2 separate regions of the Homo sapiens genome follow, and region 2 is linked to region 1. Evidence: chromatin contacts called from ENCODE Hi-C data. All regions are on one chromosome and are shown on one strand. Each heading gives the region's core, a stretch centred on a gene start or an enhancer-like site at or near the end of the contact. The rest is flanking DNA. Distances are from core to core; before and after follow the strand shown. Region 1 holds the start of PNISR-AS1 (PNISR antisense RNA 1). Region 2 holds the start of RTN4IP1 (reticulon 4 interacting protein 1).

Region 1 (3,467 bases), core at 855-3,354:
AGCAGGCTGAGGCAGGAGAATCACTTGAACCCGGGAGGCAGGGGTTGCAATGAGCCAAGATTGTGCCACCACTGCACTCCGGTCTGGGAAACAGAGTGACACTCTGTCTCAAAAAAAAAAAAAAAAAAAAAAACTGGAGAATTGGAGAGTCGGTTATAAATACCCCCCCAATAATAATTTAAAAATAAATGTAGCGAGAGCGCCCAAAATGACACCCTAGTAGCAACAAGCACACCTAGGCACGAGAACTTGGTTTTAATACCATTCTTCAATAAAAGGAATCAGAGATCTTTAAAGAAATAGCTGACTCTAGGACTGCGACAGGAAATATAAAAGATGAGTCTGGGGCATGTATACTGCCAGGAAGCAATAAAGTGCTAAAAAAAAAAAAATTGATAGGAACATGTCAAAGGAGAACAGTAGACAACTCGAAGAGCTGCCAATGGCCAAAGCTGGTACAATTTGAGCAACAAAATAAAGAAGTACTGGATTATAATATAAGTTATGTAATAAACATCCACAAGCCCATAAGGATATGATAAAATAAACTAACAAATAAATGTGAGGGAAGACACAAATCTCCCACAGAGAATTCCAAATAAATTATGTAAATATTCCACCCTAACTGAGGAAGAGCACAACTGTCCATTCAGTAAGCGTGGGCTCTGCAAAGTGACTTCCTTCCAAAGAGAACAGTATAAAAAGGGGTGGGGGAAGTAACTTTACAGTGGATAAATCTAACAAACGCTACTCCAGAAGGATGATCAAGGTCAGTAATAATGTGATAAGTCACCTTGATAGTATGTATCCTTGATAGCATGTGTTGAAAAGGGCATCTTACCTCTGTGATCTTCCCCTGATATAGTCCGTAAGGCCATTTTAATCATGAGAAAATCGTCTGGCAAATTCCAATAGCAGGGCACCCTACAATATACCTGACCATACTCCTCAAAAAATGTCAAGGTCACTGTATTAGTTTGGTATGCTTGCCATAACAAAGTACCAAAGACTGGGTGGCTTAAGCAACAGAAATTTATTTCCTCACTGTTCTGGAGGCGTATAGTGTAAGCTCTATGGGGTTGATTTCATTCTAAGGCCTCTCTCCTTGGCTTGTGGATGGTTGTCTTCTCCCTATGTCTTCACATGATCATCCCTCTGTATCCTACTCTCTTCTTATAAGGACAGCAGTTATTAATATATTGGGCTAAGGTCCACCCTAGTGACCTCATCTTCTTTAAAGACCCTCTCTCCAAATACAGTCACGTTCTGGGGTACTGAGGTTAGGACTTCAAGATACGAATTTTAGAGGGGCACAAGTCAGCCCTTAACAGTCATCAAAAACTAGTTAAGCCTGAGAAACTGTCACAGCCAAGAATATACAGCCTAAGAATATACAACAACTAAATGTAATGTGATATCCTAGCTGGCATCCTGGAACAGAAAAAGGACTTTAGGTAAAATGTGAGGAAGTAGGAATAAACTATGGACCTTAGTTAATAATTTATCATTATTGGTTCATTAGTTGCAACAAATGTACCATACTAACATCTATTAATAAGAAGATAAACTGTGTGTGTAGTGGGGACGTCGTATGTGCTCAACGTAAACAAAAACTGTTCTAAAACATAAAGTCTATTAGTAAGTTAAAAAAAAAAACTCTCAAGAACATCTTTAAAGAACTGTTTTCTCTATAAGCCCTTTGCCACTTTACAAAAAAATTCCACAAGTAAAATCTTTAGTAGTCTGGTTGCTGTTGTTTTCGCCCTGCTGCACTCAAATGAGGAATTCTAAGTTTATTTTGTTTTACTTGGGGGCAGGGGGAAGTAAAAAGATGTAAAAGATTAATGTTGAATTAAAATCTTAAGCTAGAATGTTAATTTAACAACCCACAAACAAATTTGTCTAATGCTCAATTTGTTCAGATGACGATACTATCCACCACAGGGTAAAAAACTGAAATATTGGATACTACCTTTAGCGAAGCTTAACACATAATATCCATCATTGGGTAAGAACACACGAAAAACACAAACTAAGGAACTGCGCCTGCGTAGTCAGAGCCTCAAAGGGTATAAGCTCCAGGTCGCGAGCCCCCGCCTCCTCCGCCCCCATGAACCCCCTTCCCACAAGGGGGTTCCCACTGCGCACGCGCAGTGTTTAACGGCCGGTCAGGAACCCAACAATTAGTCCCTTCTCGTCCGAGAGGAAACTCTGTGAGAAGATGGGACCGTGAGCACTCTCTTTAACAAGGACATTTCCTTTTCAGCGAAAGCAGCGCTCTGATTTACCAAGTCTGGCGGACCGCAGCGCTTTAAAGGAATGAGGTTCCAGCGGTCGCGCCAAGCAGCGTACGCAGCCTATTTTAAGTTATGCTACCTTCGCCACAGAAACCAAGAACGTTGTAATGGTCCGGCAAGTGCCCACGTATAATTGTTCTCCATCACTTACCCACTCTAGTTCGGGAACACCCTTGTCGCCGCCGTTCCGGTAACACCTCTCCAACGCTTTCGATGCTTCTACTTCTTCGGGAACAAGACAAGATGGCGCCCGATTTGTCTCACCCGGAAGTAAAGAATAATAACATCCGTTTGTCATCTGAAGCCATACCATCTCTCATCCAGGTTTGTGAACACGTGATTGTGCGGATTGACATGTTTCGGCGCCATTTTTTTTGTGGGCAAAACCATCTCTACTCTGGTCAACACCGGGCAACTGAACCATTCCTGCACGTTACTTTTTAACGTAGCTGGCGCCATTCCCGACCCATCTTTATAGTGGCCAGAAAGCCAAGAACGTAAGTGTTCTACACATAGGGCGCCTTCAAATTTTTTACTTTAGCAACGTGATCTTCCTTTAAGGGGAAGTATGTTCCCTCCTAGAAACACTCCCGCCTTGGAGAAGGGGTTGAGTTCGCAACTCCACTTACAGACTACGGAGGAACCCCAGGGTCAAACCAAACCAAACCAATTCTGGCCAGTTGCTTAGCGCAGTTCAAGTTACTTAGTGCGCTGGAAGCGGCATTTCAGGCAATCCAACTTCTGGCTCGAACCTTCTCGGAGTATTCCAAGGATGGAATACTCTCACTTGAGCGCTGCCGAGGGTGCCGCTTGAGGAAAACGTGAGTTTGTGAAGGTGAGCAGTCTGGGTCGGTAGCGAAAGCGGAGACCTTAGCTGACCCCGCAGCTGTCTTTCTCTTTGTTAACCTCAACACATCGCGCCCCCTTCCGGGAACACTTGCTCTTCTCTCCTTGGCTTAACTAGTCCCGGTTTTTCATTCTTTATCCGTGACTTTTAGGGAACCGTGGGGGGGAAGTCTGGTTTCCGTCCTGCTGCTTTCCTTCAACTACAAGATGGCTTCTCAAAAGGACGCATGCAATGCCATTCCTCAAAGACAGTATGTTGATTTCACAGTGTTTTTATATGAACAACGTTCAAGTGTCAAAAGTATCAATTTCCAGGCTAGGAGC
Region 2 (3,692 bases), core at 1,057-3,556, 7.2 Mb after region 1:
AAAAACTAAGATGTTTCAAGAATACTATATAAAAGTAAAATGTTTTACAGTGTTATATTATTAAACAGCAGCCAAGAAAAGTCTAGATACAGCCATTCTGTTTAAATGAAAATGTACACGGCATGAATTACGCATGTGCATTTAAAGAAATAAAAAGCTAACAGACCTAAACGAAGACAAAATGTAAAAATTACTCATAGATAAAATACTGCTAATTTAAGTTTGTTATCTTAAGTCAGAACAAAAATATAAAAAGGCATAGAAATAGTGACTGAATGACAACTGCGTATGTGAAGCACTGAAACAGGTTGACAAAGCATGGGATCAATCTTGAAAGAACTTACAATCAAAGGAGATGAAAAAACATGCTGATCATTGAGTAAAACTTACCACTAAAAGACATATCTTATAAAAAACTGAATTCTCTTCAAGCCTAATATAAAAAGAATAAAGGAAAACGGCATGCCCAACTGGTAGTAGCAATTACTACTTCAAAACAAAGAATACAAACGTAGACTTCATGAGACAATCACAGTAAAGTCATTTCAATGCTTTTTTTTTTTTTTTTTTTTTTTTTTTTGAGATGGAGTCTCACTCTATCGGCAGGCTGGAGTGCAAGGGCGCGTTCTTGGCTCACTGCAACCTCCGCCTTCCGGATTCAAGCGATTCTCCTGCCTCAGCCTCCCACCAACACAGTGAAACTCCCGTTTCTATAAAAATACAAAAATTAGCTGGGTGTGGCGGCGCATGTCTGTAGTCCCAGCTACTTGGGAGGCTGAAGCAGGAGAATCGCTTGAACCCGGAAGGCGGAGGTTGCAGTGAGCCAGGAAAGCGCCCTTGCACTCCAGCCTGCCGATAGAGTGAGACTCTGTCTCAAAAACAAACAAAAAACCCCATAAATTCTAAACTGACTAGGAAACAACTATACTTCCGAAGCCTGTGACGGATCTCAGAATACCACAAAGTTCCCTGGACAGAAATTTAGCTACAAACATAGGCAGGGCGCAATGGCTCGTCTGTAATCCCAGCACTTAGGGGGCGGAGGCAGAGGATCGCCTGAGGTCAGGAGTTCGAGACCAGCCTGACCAACATAGTGAAACCCCATCTCTACTAAAAATACAAAAAATTAGCCCGGTGTGGTGGCATGCGCCTGTAATCCCAGCTACTCGGGAGGCTGAGGCAGGAGAAATTGCTTGAACCCAGGATGCGGAGGTTGCAGTGAGCTGAGATCAGGCCACCGCACTCTAGCCTGGGTGACAGAGTGAGACTCAGTCTCAAAAAAAAAAAAGTTAGCTACAGACACAGTTCTCAAGTCTGAACTTACATATTTAAGGACGCATGAAAACAATCAAGCTTATATTTTGTCAATACAAATGGCCAGAAGGATTCCCTGGCCATTGCAATTTCAAAAATTTTGGAAATATTTGCAGAGGTATTGTTAAAAACCTAAATGATTCATTTATGTAAACCAAAGAAGCGTAGTCAATTTTTTAAAACGGCATACCTTATGAAAGTGATTTTTTTAAAAAAGGTAACAATGTCTTTTGAAAACTTACTTCTCATATTAACGTCTATAGGATTTACACTGGCAGCGTGAACTTTGACAATGACTTCATTTGGATAGTGTATGATAGGCATCATCATGTTCTGAGTGAATCGAAGCACTTCATTCTTCCCATATTTATCTATCACCCAAGCAGGCATGACAGTGCTCCTAGGAGAGGTAGTACTAATCCTTCTAACTGAAGGCTTTTGGACAACTTTGCTTCTCCAGAAGCAAACCGCAGTGCATGCATTTCTTCTAAGTACACAAGTCTTCAGAAATTCCATTGTAAACACTGGTTGAACTGCGTGCTCAAATTCAAATACACTTGGACTGGATCAAACTCTCACCCCTGAATTCAGTCAAATTCTGCCAAACCACGGGCTAGTTTCAAAATTAAGCATGCAAAACGGAGCATTCGAAAATGAAGCTAATCTAATGGAGAAACTGAAAGAAGAATACGGAACTGTTATTCCGCTCTTCGCATATGAAATGCTCGAATTAACGTTCCAGTCAGTATTCTGTCCATTCTCCTCCCTCACTTTCACCCCCTCCACTTTAAAAAAAAAAGGGGGGGCGGGGCATTAAAAAGCAGGTGCGCAAACCCCCTAGATCCCTGCCCTGTCCTGGGAGCCCTCGGCGGGACAAGCAGACACCGCTCGCGATCCAACGCCAGAGAATCGAACGCTTGCCGACTGCCGCCGCGACCCTGGCCCGGAATCTCCTTGCCTGCCCGCTCTCCTTAGCCGCCGGGATGGCTTTGCGGCGCCAACCAATCGCCTACAAAGATCATTTCCTCGGGCTGCAATTCAACCAATCCAAGTACTCGGTGTTGAAGGGCTCAGTGACAATTAAAGATGGCTGCGCCCATGTAACATCACTAGCGACCGGTGACCTCTTTTTCCCCCTTGCCTGGCTCCTGTGGTGGCAGGCTGGGCACGAGGACCATGCTGGGCCGGAGCCTCCGAGAAGTGAGTGGAATTGGCCCGCTGAGGCCCCCGGGAGGGCGGAAAGTTTAACGGACTTCGTTGACAAAGAGTCCCTGGGCCTTACCACGCATCTTGGCCCACCTCGCTGCTTCCTCTAGAACTGAGTGGGGGATAAGTACCTTTCGATTCTTCGGGTGTACTCGCCGTACCCATTCAGGAGTTAGGACCTTAGCAGGGAAATCTCTGCACCGCGGATCTGTAGGGTGGTGAAGCGGCTTCTCACCATTAGACATTTGCTCTGGTGTAGGTCGGGATCCGGATGGTCTCGGAGTGGGCTTTGCCAAAGGGGGCTTGCGGGGCCACTTCAGTCTCTCTTCTGTCCCCGACACTTAGCTGCAGTTGTCGCTAAGAAGCCCGGCGAAACTGTAGTTTGCAAAATTCAAATGAGTAATTTTTGGCTTTTTTCAAAGAATTCGTTCTCTAGGATTTACCTACCACTAAGATACCAGTGATTTCCTAACCCGTGTCTCCATGTCCTGGACGTCGTGTTTGAATTCTAGACTGTATTTGTGAATGCTTTCTGGGCAGTTCTTCTAAATGTCACATAAGCACCCTCAAATTCACTTTAATCGGTGTTGAAGTAATCATTGTAACAGGACTTACCTCTCAACCCCCGTCTTAAAAAAGCTCTGGTATTTCTGAATTCTTAATAGACTCTTTTTAATGGCACAACTATTATCTCATTTGCCTTTAGATTCTTCCTCATCTTTCATATCCAATAAATCACTAAGCCCTCTTCATTCTATCTTGCAGATATGGCTGGAATCTGCCCTCTTACGTTATTTCTGCTGTTATAGCTTTAATTCGGGTCTTTTTGCTTCCTGGTTCACGTCACTCAACCTTAGAACTGTCTGCAGGCCCATTGCTATCAGAGTCACATAAAGCACCTGTTGAAACTAAAACTATGCCCCACTCTAGACTTAATTAGAGCTGTGTGGTAAGTTCGGGAGTATGGTTTAATGGAGGCTCCAGGTGATTTCTGGTAAGAAGTAGGCGCTGATGACCTAAACTGCCTTCCATCTTCCTTTTTATTCCACCCTAGAAGTTGTCGTTTTGTTTGTTTCCCAGCTGGCAGCGTGGAATTATAATTATAGATAGCTGTAATATATAATGAGAAATTGAAATCCACAGGCTTTAAATAATAGTTCTTCCCCCAAAAT

The links. A loop is a pair of places that touch in the nucleus more often than their neighbours do. Pooled maps may share reads with other maps.
Region 2: a loop to region 1 is called in a map of CD4-positive, alpha-beta memory T cell, with 15 times the contacts of the local background. The contact joins the promoter of RTN4IP1 here to the promoter of PNISR-AS1 in region 1. A Hi-C loop is called at or near these places in 1 of 168 maps with a recorded cell type or tissue (CD4-positive, alpha-beta memory T cell), 1 of 37 single-sample maps with no recorded cell type and 8 of 50 pooled maps.

What each region holds. Positions count from the first base shown.
Region 1 is chr6:99,422,767-99,426,233 of GRCh38, forward strand. It overlaps PNISR-AS1 (PNISR antisense RNA 1), which reads left to right and starts at 2,105. Exons shown (of 3, transcript NR_125843.1): 1 at 2,105-2,348; 2 at 2,458-2,621. PNISR (PNN interacting serine and arginine rich protein) reads right to left here and starts at 2,542. Exons shown (of 12, transcript NM_032870.4): 1 at 2,449-2,542. RefSeq lists enhancers at 1,843-2,363, 2,184-2,653, 2,345-3,467, 2,364-2,883, 2,884-3,404 and 3 more and a silencer at 2,020-2,200.
Region 2 is chr6:106,627,192-106,630,883 of GRCh38, forward strand. RTN4IP1 (reticulon 4 interacting protein 1) reads right to left here and starts at 2,307. Exons shown (of 9, transcript NM_032730.5): 1 at 1,557-2,307. The coding sequence starts at 1,830. It overlaps QRSL1 (glutaminyl-tRNA amidotransferase subunit QRSL1), which reads left to right and starts at 2,387. Exons shown (of 11, transcript NM_018292.5): 1 at 2,387-2,514. The coding sequence starts at 2,491. RefSeq lists enhancers at 2,389-2,528, 2,559-2,618.